Regions from separate parts of the Homo sapiens genome. Here all the other regions are linked to region 2. A link is a contact called in ENCODE Hi-C or POLR2A ChIA-PET data. All regions are on one chromosome and are shown on one strand. Each heading gives the region's core, a stretch centred on a gene start or an enhancer-like site at or near the end of the contact. The rest is flanking DNA. Distances are from core to core; before and after follow the strand shown. Region 1 has its middle 62 kb from the start of SNX9. Region 2 holds the start of LINC02901 (long intergenic non-protein coding RNA 2901). Region 3 overlaps ZDHHC14 (zDHHC palmitoyltransferase 14). Region 4 overlaps ARID1B (AT-rich interaction domain 1B).

The links. A loop is a pair of places that touch in the nucleus more often than their neighbours do. ChIA-PET counts read pairs that join two places held with the same protein, here RNA polymerase II (POLR2A). Pooled maps may share reads with other maps.
Region 1: a loop to region 2 is called in a map of CD8-positive, alpha-beta T cell, with 11 times the contacts of the local background. The contact joins the enhancer-like site here to the promoter of LINC02901 in region 2. A Hi-C loop is called at or near these places in 4 of 168 maps with a recorded cell type or tissue (B cell, CD8-positive, alpha-beta T cell and naive thymus-derived CD4-positive, alpha-beta T cell), 5 of 37 single-sample maps with no recorded cell type and 12 of 50 pooled maps.
Region 3: a loop to region 2 is called in a pooled map, with 9 times the contacts of the local background. The contact joins the enhancer-like site here to the promoter of LINC02901 in region 2. A Hi-C loop is called at or near these places in 2 of 37 single-sample maps with no recorded cell type and 2 of 50 pooled maps. POLR2A ChIA-PET finds 5 or more read pairs at or near these places in 1 of 52 experiments (activated naive CD4-positive, alpha-beta T cell).
Region 4: a map of CD8-positive, alpha-beta T cell shows a loop between it and region 2 (17-fold over the local background). The contact joins the enhancer-like site here to the promoter of LINC02901 in region 2. A Hi-C loop is called at or near these places in 1 of 168 maps with a recorded cell type or tissue (CD8-positive, alpha-beta T cell) and 5 of 50 pooled maps. POLR2A ChIA-PET finds 5 or more read pairs at or near these places in 1 of 52 experiments (activated T-cell).

The regions. Positions count from the first base shown.
Region 1 is chr6:157,759,640-157,762,817 of GRCh38, reverse strand. No RefSeq gene overlaps it. Among named protein-coding and RNA genes, the nearest start is that of SNX9, 62 kb to the left of the region's middle. RefSeq lists an enhancer at 1-427. Within about 2 kb of position 1,882, at least 10 of the 41 ENCODE cell types and tissues checked have a DNase peak (open chromatin) inside an H3K27ac peak, as active enhancers do.
Region 2 is chr6:158,868,070-158,871,340 of GRCh38, reverse strand. LINC02901 (long intergenic non-protein coding RNA 2901) reads right to left here and starts at 1,527. Exons shown (of 3, transcript NR_160980.1): 1 at 1,364-1,527. RefSeq lists enhancers at 534-1,207, 1,138-1,307, 1,208-1,880, 1,881-2,553 and a silencer at 1,388-1,707.
Region 3 is chr6:157,559,956-157,563,064 of GRCh38, reverse strand. All of the region lies in intron 2 of ZDHHC14 (zDHHC palmitoyltransferase 14), which reads right to left. Among named protein-coding and RNA genes, the nearest start is that of MIR3692, 32 kb to the right of the region's middle. RefSeq lists enhancers at 888-967, 1,088-1,167, 277-1,250, 1,528-1,657. Within about 2 kb of position 1,414, at least 6 of the 41 ENCODE cell types and tissues checked have a DNase peak (open chromatin) inside an H3K27ac peak, as active enhancers do.
Region 4 is chr6:157,019,694-157,023,078 of GRCh38, reverse strand. All of the region lies in intron 4 of ARID1B (AT-rich interaction domain 1B), which reads right to left. Among named protein-coding and RNA genes, the nearest start is that of MIR4466, 240 kb to the right of the region's middle. RefSeq lists silencers at 804-893, 1,194-1,713. Within about 2 kb of position 2,043, at least 40 of the 41 ENCODE cell types and tissues checked have a DNase peak (open chromatin) inside an H3K27ac peak, as active enhancers do; they include CD8-positive, alpha-beta T cell, where a contact is called at or near this core.

The DNA.
Region 1 (3,178 bases), core at 633-3,132, 1.1 Mb after region 2:
AGCCTTCCTCTGCCAGTTGTTTGCTTCTCCCCAAGTTGCTGCCCCCTAGAGACTCGAAATCCTTTTCTGCTTTTATTTTTAAAATATTTTAAAAAATACTTCCCCCAACCCCCACTGCATCCTCCCTAGCCACAGCGGGCTCCGGGACACTCTTCAGAGTCCTTTTCCTTTTCCTTTTCCTTGTCACTTCTCTAAATATTAGCTGTTCTTTGTTGAAGATACTGTCTAAGCTGGAATTCAAAGGCATCTCTCCCTGGTATCTTCCATGTGCATATTAAATACACATGATACTAAACTTCTGTTTGTTCCATGTGCATATTAAATATACATGATACTAAACTTCTTTTTGTTTTTCTCCTGTTAACCTGTCTTTTGTTACAGGGGTACATTCCAACTAAGAATTTATGAGAGCCGAAGAAAAAATTATCTTTCCTCCCCTACAGCAATGAACCAGAAATAGGCCACAGGGCCATCTGCTTTGGAAGCTTTGGTGGGATTCATAGGCTTTCTACCACCTTCCTTCATAGAAGGAACTGCACGCTTGAAAACTGCAACGAACCCAGTGAAAAGAGAAGAGGCTTCTGGCTACAATCAGATCTGCCAGTTGGCAGGTGATGGTGGGGGCACTGCCCCCAGAGCGGCTTCTAGACCTACTCTGCCCCTCCCGGCCCCACAGGGCACCCTGAGCTTGTACTCTGCCCCTCCCGGCCCCACAGGGCACCCTGAGCTTGTGAGAGGCACGGCCCCACCTGTGACCTCTCCCATCTTCTGGCCGTGCTCCCTGCGGTGCGCCCCACTCCAGAGAGCTCCAGCCCGGCTCCCTTCCTGCTGCGACGTTCATCCAGTTTCTCAAGTTCCAATTTTCATTCTGATGCCCTCGAACTTTTCTCAGCACAACATATCTGCAGTGAAAATGGAAATTCCAGACCTAAATCTATATTGAACCTCCCCAGATGTGCTGGCCCTGGGCTCTCCTTCCCCCTTCTTGAATCCTGAGGAACTGAAGCTGTCTTAAGAGCTCACGTGTGCGTCATCCCTTCCTGCACCTGCTTCCACGGGCCCTTGGCGGTAGCCTGGGAACAGCTGGTCAGGTACTATTAGCCCCATTCTACCAATGGAGAAACCGAGGCTCAGAACAGCTCAGTGGGATGCGGCTTCTGAGGTCACACGGTTCACGTGCACCAGAACTTGCTTCTAGGCCGCCTTTCCATATCCTGTGCTTTTTCAAAAGCCCCCTTTTAATGCTTACAACCCCTTTTTGCTGTGCAGGGTACAATGCTAGACTAGCAGGAGAGTGGTGACTCATAACCAACTTCTGACTTATTTGACCGCACACACAAAACAAGGCTCTCTACCCATTTTTCCAAAACACAAATTGCGTCTTTAAGAATGCTCTTGAACTCCAAGTGCAACTGACAGACAGCACATCATAGACCGCTTGATACATGTTGTTGTCTGAATGGAAAAACAAGACATGCCTCCAATTCCCCCAAAATAAGTGATTCTATGAAACTAATGCCACAAAAAGGAACTAAAGAAGAATGTGTCAGCTGTTCTAATACAATCAACTGATTACCTAGAACACAGGCAAAAATGCATGTCTGGGGTGTAACCAGTGGTGTGGGGGTGGGTCTGCCATTGTTTACAATCGCCACACATGGCGATAATAGAAAGCAGACCACTGCAGTGTTTTTCTTCCTATTTTTAAATTCTCTGCAGACAATGCACCCTGACTCCCACAGCTCTCTCCTTCTCCTTGGTACACCACCAAGTGTAACTAGTGATTCATACGAGGGTGATTCATGTTATCCATCAGATTTTTTCAAAATTATTTTTATTAGTCTTCTTGTTGTTGTTGTAAAATAAATCTCTTTTCCCCCGGCTGTGTTGCCAGACACTGCCTTCCCCAGCCTGCCCTCTCGCTCCCTACCTGCTTGCATCAGCCAGGCCTGGGGCAATGGGAAGGACCTGCAAAGGTGTTGAAGACCCTTCTCCATGAGGGAGTAGGAAGGGAGTCAGTCTGTGCAACTCCCTGTCCCCACCCAGGCCAGTGTAGGTGACCAGGCCACCAGCTGGCGTCTGCCCTGATCCTAGATTTCTTCTGGGCCTCAAATCCAGCCCTGAATGTCAGGTCAGGCAACCGGAAACTACTTCCTCCCAGTCCCCATATCCTCTGTACCCTCACTGGCTGGTCCTGCACCTGCACCTGGACAGAGAGCTATCTGAAGCTGTGACACTGGCATCTCCTGAGGCTAAGAACTGTCCTTGTCTAAACGCTTGGCTGTCACCCCAGCTCTGCTATACCAGCCTCACCAGACTGATTGAGATAGAGGCCACTCTGGCTCAGACTTGAGCTCCCTACTTTGCGATTTGAACCTTTGGACACTCTCTGGGGGAGAAATGTGGATGGTGACACCCTGTGGCCTGGTTTTAATGGTGTGCTAGTAAATGTGCACAACAGGCTCTCTGGAAGAAGAGTCCTGAAATGTACATTTGCCAATTTCTGTGGTGTAAATACTGCCCCCATGGCCAATTTCCAGCTGTCAGTAAGAAGTCACTGAACGCAGAGGTGGAAAGAGATGTGCAGCAGAACAGGGTTATATAATGCTTCCTCCACTCAGACACGCAGATGTAAATAACCTTGATGGCCCGGGCGTGGTGGCTCACGCCTGTAATCCCAGCATTTTGGGAGGCCAAGGTGGGCAGATCACGAGGTCAGGAGATTGAGACCATCCTGGCCAACATGGTGAAACCCCATCTCTACTGAAAAAAAGATAAAAAAAATTAGCCAGTGTGGTGGTGCACGCCTGTAGTCCCAGCTACTCGGGAGGCTGAGGCAGGGGAATTGCTTGAACCTGGGAGGTGGAAGTTGCAGTGAGCCAAGTTCACACCACTGTACTCCAGCTGGGAAACACAGCAAGACTCCATCTAAAAAAGAAAACAAAAAACAAACAAACAAACAAAAAAAACAAACTTTGATGGCATAGGTAATAGTAAAGTGTAGATCACTAGGAAGTGATGAGCTTTAAGTGTTTATTACTTTTGTTTTTAGTATAATCTATTCAATTTGTAAGTTTATATCATTAAACTTTTATTTATTTTTCTTATTTATTTCTATATTTATTTGGAGACAGGGTCTCCCTCTGTTGCCCAGGCTAGAGTGCAGTGGCATGATCAT
Region 2 (3,271 bases), core at 278-2,777:
TGTGGTGGCACCAGCCTGTAATCTCAGCTACTCGGGAGGTTGAGGCATGAGAATCGCTTGAACCTGGGAAGCGGTGGTTACAGTAAGCCGAGATCACACCACTGCACTCCAGCCTGGGCAACAGAGACTCTGTCTCAAAAAAATAAATAAATAAATAAAGTCACAAAAAATCTCGCAATGTTTTAAGAAAGTTTACAAATTTGTGTTGGGCCACATTCAAAACCGTGGCCTGTGCGGGTTGGACAAGTTTGGAATAAAGCATAATGCTTGATTGCAATTACATGAAGTTTAAGAGTAGACACAACTCATACTTGGTAATTTAAGTCCAAATGAATAGTGGTTACCTCTGGGGAAGTACTACTGACCGGAAGGAGCAGTTGGAAACCTGGGGTGATGGAAATGTTCTAGATCTTGACCTAGGGGCTAATGACATGTGTATACATATGTAAAACTTCACCCAGCTGTCCTCTTAATTTCTGTGCGATTTATTGTGTGTAAATTATATCAGTTAGGAAAAAATAAGAAAAATGAAGGAATGATGGAGAAAAAAAGAAATGAAGAGAAACGTAACGAAGGAAGAAAGAAGGGAGGAAGGGAGGGAGGGAGAGAGGAAGGGGGGATTAAACCCAAGCACGGAGGGGGAGAGATGCTCCTCAAAAATATGCTATCAGTCATGTAGTGTTATTTATTTATTTATTGAGATGGAGTCTCGCTCTGTTGCCCAGGCTGGAGTGAGTGGCACGATCTCGGCTTACTGCAACCTCCACCTCCCAGGTTCAAGAGATCCTCCTGCCTCAGCCTCCCGAGTAGCTGCCATTACAAGCACACGCCATGGTGACCGGCTATTATCTGCATCTTAAAGATGGGGAAAGTTTGAGGTTTCCTGATGTGTTCAGCGTCACAGACTGGGTGAGTGACTCAAGCTGAGGCTAAAACCCAGGTGTGTAGGGCACCAAAGCCTTTGTGATTCCACCTCCTACAGCTCAGGTCACTTCCTCGGAGAAAGGTGACTCCTAGAAATGCCTCCCACCTGGAACTGATCTCCTCCTGGGAAGAACGTCTGTCTTATCGCCGTCGACCTTAGGCATGGACACCCTTCTGTCCCCCACCCACAACTGTGAGCCTGCTCAGGAGGCACAGCCGCGTTCATTCATTTTAGGCCTCCTCAAGGGCTCAGCGCCTGCTAAGCAGATGCGCGTTCCTGTAGGACAAGGGGTGGCCACTGGAGACGCGGGTGCGACGCAGGCGATCACGCCCTCGGACGACGCTGCGGACTGCGCTTCCTTCCGAAGAGGGAACCGTTGAGAAGAGTGAAGCGATGAGTTATGCCTCACTGGAAACCAACCGCGTCCGTGTGACTCACTTAGAAACTCACTGTTACATATTTGGAGCCTGAGCTGACGACCTTCCGGGTACACGTCAGGCAGAAGCAGGTGCGCGGTGGGAGTGTCCGCCCCGCCCCGCCGGTCGCGCCGGCCCCGCCCCCCTCACCTGCGCGCGCAACCCCACCCCAGCGCGAGGCTCTGCACCGGCCGCGCCCGCCATCCAGCTTTTATATGGCGCTATTTTGGTCGCGCGCCCTGATTGGCCGGGAGCGGGCGACGACACGCTCGCGCGCCTCAGGGAGGGGCCAAGATCTGGGGGAGGGGAGCTTCTGGCAGCCGCGCGGATCCGGGGGCGGCGGGGCGGGACTGCTGCGGTCTCTGGGGGTGCTTTGGGGCTTCTGTGCCTAGTCTGCAATCTGTTAGTGGGGTTATATTTTAATAAAAGAGCTTGTGTGTCCGAAGGGGATTTGCCAAGAACCAAACTCACCCTTCTGGGAGGGAGTTGCCAGATGGCGGGAACAGGCGGCGTAAACCTTACCAGACGTGAGCCCAGGCTGCTCAAGTGTCATTCGCGTCTTGAAGCTCTTGCCCGCCTCCCTTTGCAAGCGCGTCTAATGCCAACTCTACCTTGCCCTTTGCTAAACCAGCCCTCTAATGTGTTATCGTGCCTCACGTCAGACAATGGCTGGGCCTGTCTCTCTTTCCCCTTGGTTCTGTCCTCTGCCCTTCTCTTAAGCCAGAAGAACAAAACACTCCTTAGAATCGCTGGAGGATCTCATTTCCACCACATTCCCGTGTCCGGAGCCGAAGAGCCACGTCTGACCCTCACTGGTCTGGCTGTCCACCAATCAGGCAGCATTGCTTCTCTGAGTCTCAAGGTTATTAAATTTCTTCTGGTGGCAGACTGGTTTTGTACTTTGGTGAAAGTGACCAAATAGGTACGAAGTGTGATTCATCAAAAATTCTTACACTTAAAAAGATAAGCCAAAAGGATCATTCGAAGCCACCACTCCATATTAGATGGGAACTTAGCTTGAAAGGGGTTCTCTTAAGGATTTCTATTTACTTCTTTGAATTACAAATATCATCTCTGGTTGGAAAGCCTATAAACGCCTCTGAGATTTCCTGAGTTCACAACTTTGAAGATCATTTGCAGCTGGATGCAGAAAAAACAAACCTAGTAATTGTTGAATGTGGACATCAATAAGAATTAAGTACTTTTGGCCCAAAGGCAGTGGTTCACACCTGTAATCCTAGCACTTTGGGAGGTCGAGGCAGGAGGATAACCTGAGGTCAGGAGTTCCAGACCACCCTGGCCAACATGGTGAAACCCCATCTCTACTAAAAATACAAAAATTGGGTGGGCGTGTTGGCGCATGCCTGTAATCCCAGCTACTCAGGGCTGAGGCACCGAATTGCTTGAACCCAGGAGGCAGAGGCTGCAGTGAGCAGAGATCATGTCACTGCACTCCAGCCTGGGCGGCAGAGCAAGACTTGTCTCCAAAAAGAACTTTCAATGTGCCAGGCATTTTAAATGCTTAACAGGCATTTCATTTAATCCTCACAAAATCCCCATGACTTAGATACTATTATTATACCCATTTTACAGAAAGGGTCTAGAAAGCTTGCATAACATTGTGTCTGGACTTGGTTCCTGCCAGTGGGTTCGTGGTCTCAGTGACTTCAAGAATGAAGCCACAGACCTTCGCGGTGAGTGTTACAGCTCTTAAAGATGGCCGGGACCCAAAGAGTGAGCAGTAGCAAGGTTTATTGTGAAGAGCGAAAAAGCTTCCACAGCATGGAGGAGGACCCAAGTGGGATGCCGCTGCTGGCTGGGGTGGCCAGCTTTTATTCCCTTATTGTCCCCACCCATGTTCCATTTCTATCCTATCAGAGTGCCCTCTTTTTCAATCCTTCCCGTGACTGGCTACTTTTAGAATCCTGCT
Region 3 (3,109 bases), core at 165-2,664, 1.3 Mb after region 2:
CGGCTTCTTACCGCAGGAAGACCATGAACCCTACATCCACATGGCCCCAGCCTCCATGCCGCCTTGCTCCCTTTCACCTCCTGGGCAGCCTCTTGTCAGGAATGCACAGCTCTTGCAGGGCAGGGGTGGGGTTGGGGAGTTCTAGGTTCTTCCTTGACCTGGGCACAGTGGGTGCTTGGGGGGCGGTGGGAGGCGGGAGGGAACCGTTGTCCTGAGCAGCTTCCTAGCTGACACAACCTCCATTTTCTGAGGAGGCTGCCCCTCTCCACAGCACTACACTTCACACACATAAAACGCTCCCTATATATGTGAGGATATTTTAAGTCAGTGACTCTCAAACATTACTGTGCTAGATGCAGATTCCCAGGTCCTGTCTCCAACAGACTCTGGGTGGTGAGCTCAGGACTGGGCCTGGAACCTGCCTGCGAATGAGCTGCTCAGGTGGCTCATCGAGTGTCTGCTGACCTCAGCGAGAGGCAGCAGCTTAGGGTCCCCTCCCTCTCTGTACCTGGAGAAGTGGTAGTCTTCACAGACCCTCTCGGGAGCCCCCACCCCAAATCTGCCTAGAGAATCGCATGGAGAGCCCAGCAGCAGCCCTGGCCCCACCAACAGAAAATGAGGGGCCAGCCAGGGACAGCGGAACAAGGCAGAGACCCCTCGCCACGCTCACAGAGCTTCTGGCCCAGGAGTCCCAGCGTCCACCCTGGGAGCTTCTGCAGCGCCTTCTCTGAGGCTGCACCAGCTGTTCTCACGGCTAAACCCCAGTTGGGCATCCCTGGTCCCCACTTCTGCCCTTCATTGCCCAGGGCTGTGGGTGTTGTGGTCACAGATGGACTGACTTATAGGCCCTTCCTCTCTCTTCTCATGGTTGCCAACCAGGCTACTGCAGGTCCCCACAGCCCCTACGCCCCCAGGCTGCAGCTGCTCCGTCTGACTGCCCCACACATGTTTTCTGGATACCTTCAAGCTGCATCTTCTGCCCCTTCCCTGTGAAAAGCTGTGTGAGTTGAGGAACTGAAATCATTTTGTTTATATGTTATAAACACCCAGGTTTCTCACTGAACCCACAAAAACCTCAGATACTAAGGGAAAAAAAGTATCTAACCCTCTGAGAACATCTATGTATTCTGCGTTTAACTTTTAAATTCAGGGCCCAGCACAGTGGCTCACACCTGTAATCCCAGCACTTTGGGAGGCCAACATGGTGAAAACCCCACTTATCTACAAAAAATACAAAAAATAGCCGGGTGTGGTGGTGCACACCTATAATCCCAGCTACTTGGGAGGTGGAGGCAGAATCACTTGAAACCAGGAGGTGGAGGTTAAAGTGAGCCATGATCACGCCACTGCACTCCAGGCTGGGTGACAACAGTGAAACTCCATCTCAAATAAATAAATAAATTCAACTCAACAATTCAAGAGGTCTGGGTGAGAGCACCTGCTCTGTGCCAGGTGTGCGTGTATAGTTTCTGTTTCCTAATTATAAACTGAGGGTGGCTGCTTTGTCATTTTTGTCCCCCATGTGTATCTGAGCGCCGGGACAGCAGGTCTCACATGCGCGCCCGTCGGACACTCTACCTGCTGAGTCAGAATTTCCAGGGGAAGGTGCTCACTTGTATATGTATACATTTTATTACTGAAAATAATACACACGGTAAGAAAAAAAGCAAGCAGGTAAACATTTCCAACCTCCACGGGATTCTATTCTGCACTACGATGGCAGCCTTCAGCCTAGACCGTGTCCTGGCACGTGCCAGCTGCTCAGCAGGTGTTTGATGAAAACTCAGCATGGCCTCTGAGCTTTGTCCCTGGCCCTGACCCCAGCAAGGCATGCTTCTTCCACACACGGGATAGATTGTTTTCAATGAAGCAGAGTGAATGTCGTTCTCAGGTGTAGTTGCAAGAAGCCACACTCAGCAATGCTCTCTGAGGCGATTTCCAATAAAGGACCGCCTTGCACAGGGCAGCTAACACCCCCACGCTCTGAGGACCTGGGCTCCCCGAAATGTCCTTCTGCACTCTGCATTTAAATGCTGACTATTTTTTGGTTTTAGTTTCTTATGGGCTTCCATTCCAAACAACTCATTACAGTCTTGTTCAATTTCTTCTTTCTCATGTTCTAGTGGGTTCGTGATTAGACACGCCACGCCTCATAATGTTGTGCTTGGATAAGCAATCTGCTATTTTCACAGCTTCTTCAGGTTAATGCATCCGTTCCTCATAATGCTTCTGTGAGTCAGGCAAGGCCGTGGGATCCCATTATCCAGATGAAAACACAAAGCCCCTAGAGAGAATTCGTGATTTGCCAAGGCCAAGGCAATGAGTAAGAAGTACTGCTTAATAAATGTTTGCTGAATGCATATCTATTAATGCTAGAGTTTATGTAATGACATTTACTGATTTTTTTTCTTCTAATTATAAAGGTAACACATGCTCATCATAGGGAATATCAGAAACGTACAGAGAAAAAAACTAAAATTACTTGCCAGTCCAATCACAAAAAAAAACTTGTTTATATTTCCTTATAATTCCTATATATATTAAGATCCCAATGTACATCCAATTTTGTATTTTGCATATTTTCATTGAAATTGTATAAGGATAACTTTTATAAGCCATTAGATATCTTTGATATCAATATTTTAAGACGTTCTAACAACGTGGCGTTTACAGAAGCAGATTGCAAAGGTGATTCACGAGGACGTGGTGGTTGGCCATCTCTCTGGGATAAGTGGTCTTCAGCCGGGCACCTGCTGCCCCACAGGCTTTTGAAGAAGGTGTACTGTAGCTGTTGTGTAGGCAACTGATGTGGCAACAGTCGGCCCCGCTTCCTGGCTGACACGCTCTTCTCCAGGACAGCTTTGCTCCCCAGCAAGTGCAGCAAAAATTCACTCCAGAATCAGTCACTTGCCTCTTTCCGTGGGCATGACTTTAGAGCCATTGGCTTTAGAGCTGAGTTGGCCACCACCCTGTGCCTGCATGAGTGGAAAGGTATAGTGTAATTCATCATAGACGTATAGTGTAATTCGTGTATCCATTTCCCTCCTGGTATGCATAGAAATTGCTTCTACTTCCTTTACACTATTATAAATAACTCTATCATGAACAT
Region 4 (3,385 bases), core at 794-3,293, 1.8 Mb after region 2:
AGGTCAGAAATGTCCCTGCTATTATTTTTATAAAATCTGTATACAGATCACAAACACAGAAATTGCTACATGAAAATTTCTATGCATATTCACACGTGCGGTAAACACTACAAGGCATAAAAACAGAAGAATGTTAATATTCAGAACTCTTCAAGGCCATTTCTCTTAAACATTTCAAAATACTTTTGGATTCTGTCTCTACATCAACACCGAAAACTGACCCTAACCCTAACCCTACGTTGTTATAATGGATCATCAATTAAATTTGCAGAATTCCAAAATTAAGTTGCTTTGAGTCTGATAAAAATACACACATAAGTTATAAGTTATCTGCATAAGAATTATCAACAAGAGAACAAATTAGAATTTATGGTCAAATTATATAGTTCACAGAGTGAACAAAAAGTGTAAAACCAAAGTGGCCGTCGCTGATTGCTACTAGTTGGATTAAATGCATGTCTTGGTTAATCTACTATAGTTTCATGTGTTGTTTAGCTTACTTGAAAAAGTCGTCAAATGTTCCTAGATTGCAGATTGCAACATCCTACCTAAAACACCTGCAAGTGACCAAGAGACCACCCAGTGATCCCAAAGTCTCCATGGCAGAGACAGGATGAAAAGTAATATCCCGACAAGACTCTTCAGCATTTAATTAAGAACAGGAAAGCACAGGCAGGAGATGAAACTTTACAAGCCTAGGCGTTTCTCGGCTTTTAAAAAATGCTGTGAGTTGGTTTTCCCAGCAAGGAAGGTTGATGAGCATGCACTTGGCTCCAAGAAGCAGCTATTACACAAATAGAATCCAAGTGCCTGGCTAAGCCGCCCAGCCTCGGTGCGTCGGGTAACAGCCAATGGCGGCGGCCTGCCAGCCTCGCCCCGCCCACCTCCCGCCGGCCCCGCCCCTCCACCTCGCCCCCTTCCGCGGCCCCGCCCCGCCTCCCCGCCCTGTTCTTGGCGGCCTGGGCTCCGCGGCCCTGCTGGCGTCCTTCGTCTGTAGTTCCTGGCTTTTCCACCGTCAGCCACTCGTTTTAATTACGCGAACGGGTTCCAACTCATCCAGCCTTTAAGTTTGGGTGGTGGTTTTGAGAGGGGGAAAGAGATGCACCAAAGGAAGTAGGGGAAAAATAAAACCTTAAGCGCTGGGCGCGCCACGCGGGACGCAGAGGTTAGGGGCGCGCGGCGAGGTAGCGGGGCGGCGGCGCGAGACGGCGCAGGGGAAACACTCGGTGCCTGCGTGAGTCTGGCCGCGCCGGCTCATGTGTACGCGAAGCTGTGTCAGCAGAAACTTTAGAAAACACGCTGTGCGAGCGGCCGCCGCCTCCCGCCTCCAGGAGGAGCCTGCGGGCGCGCGGGGCGGACGGTGCCTGCAGGCGGCGGCCGCGCTTGCCCGGAAAGGAATGTGGCTGCGGCCGGCGCCTCCTTCCGCGGGGTCCCACAAAGGCTCATCTGTGCGCGGCGCGGCGCCGTCGGAGGAGTCCGAGCCTGTTCAGTCAGGCTGAGGACGCGGTTGTTTTCGTCCCCCTGTCCCCGCCCCCACGAGCCTACGTGCGGGGTAGGGAGGGCGGCACCGGAACCCCCGCCCGGGTCGGGCCGAAAGGAGCGAGCGGGGCCTGCCGGCAGAGGCCGCCGGGCTGCTGTGTGACTCGGTCCCCTCCGCGCTCGCCGCCCTCATCCTCGCCCAGCGCCTCCGCGGCAGGGTTAATTCCGCCCGCTGCCTGGTGGTCCCACTCCCGGGGGATTCCGGGGTCCGTGGAATCACTGGTTCTCCCTTCGGAGGAGCTCGGCTTCTTCCGTGGGCGCGGGCGAGTCTCCCCGCTGTACCGCGGGGCCGGGGCTTGAATAAAACAAAAGAAACCAAGGCGAGGTGTGGACGCGCAGTGAGGACCGGAAAGCGAGGCCTGAGAGCTGGCGGCCTGAAAGCGGTCCTGCGTCCTTCACACCCTCTCTCTAAAATCCCCCTCTCTCAAGCGGGCCCTGACCAAGAGTAAAAGCGCAGCCGAGGAGGGAAGGACGCCGCCGCCGCGCAGGCATCCGGGCAGGGACGGGTGGGCGGGAGATTCCGGGCCGCTGTTCAGGGCAAGCGCTAAAAGTTTCCGGGTCCCCGAATTTCTCATTTCTTTATCGAATTCTGCAAAGAAGTAACGTTCCTTCGGCCATTAATATTGTAAGAATGTATCGTTTCTAGCCATAAGTTCCAGGTTACTTTTTGTAAGAAAATTAAGGACTCAAGTAGATCAGCCAAAGAAACCACGTACAGCATAAACTCACGTACCACTCCTTAAAAAAATAATTTATTGAGTTATGACCAAGAGTTATATAAGGGGAGAGGTAACAAATCTTTGGTGAGGAAAAAGCGATGGAAAAAATATTAGAGAAGCATAATTTTGAGGAAATTACATATAGTTTGAAACCACCACTGTTTAATATTTTGACTCGCGATCTGAGTAGGAGAAATGACCAAGCTAGGCTGTTGTTTATGTGATGCCATCTCATTCAGTTCTACCTACTATTTATAGCTCCAACAGCATCAGAAAGAAAAACACATGCCTAGTGGCTAAAGCATTCAAACACAACCCCTTATAAAAAAGTTAAAGTTTGGGTTAATTAAAAAAAATTAATTTCATATTAAATATATATTTTTAGGTTCCAATTTACAGTTATGTAGTTATATATTATCGCAATAAAAAGATCTGCCCATGGACTGGTTTTTGGTTTTGAGACATGTTTAAATTACATCCCTTACAGAGTGCTCAACTTGTATGGGGGTAAATGACTAACATGATGTTATCTACAAGGTTAAAAAGCAAGAATAAAGAACTAACTACATTTTAGGTCAGTTCTTCATCAGAGAAGGAATGTTAAAAATTTATTTCCATCCAATTTATTTTCTAAATATTATTAATTTTCTTAAATAAAACATTTCCTGAACGGCAAATTTGCTTGTTATGTCTATTCCCTCCTTCCTGAAATGACTTTCTCCTATCCCTCTAACAGCTTTGTCTTTTGCTACTTCTTCATCCTCCAAGTTGTGCCAATTTGTTTCACTTTTTATTTATCTTTGCTAAAAGAGAAAGGCAGGGGGCGAAAAAACCCTAAAGGACTTAAGATTTTCAGATGGTTCTAGCTCTAGAAACATAATGGCTGCATATGAAGGGGAAGACAGGAGTCGTCCAGATACACCCAGATTTTCTTTTGGCTTGGTGGGAAGAATGAATGGCATGGTTGTGTCCTCGGCAATTTGACATGCTTGTGGTATATCCGCGGAGGTGACCCGCTGGCAGCAGGAAATACAGGTCATGGCACAAGTTGCAGGAGACTAAAGAACATGGATTCGCAGGCAATTAGATGACAGTTGAGTGAGCGTGGATGACTGAGTTTTATCATA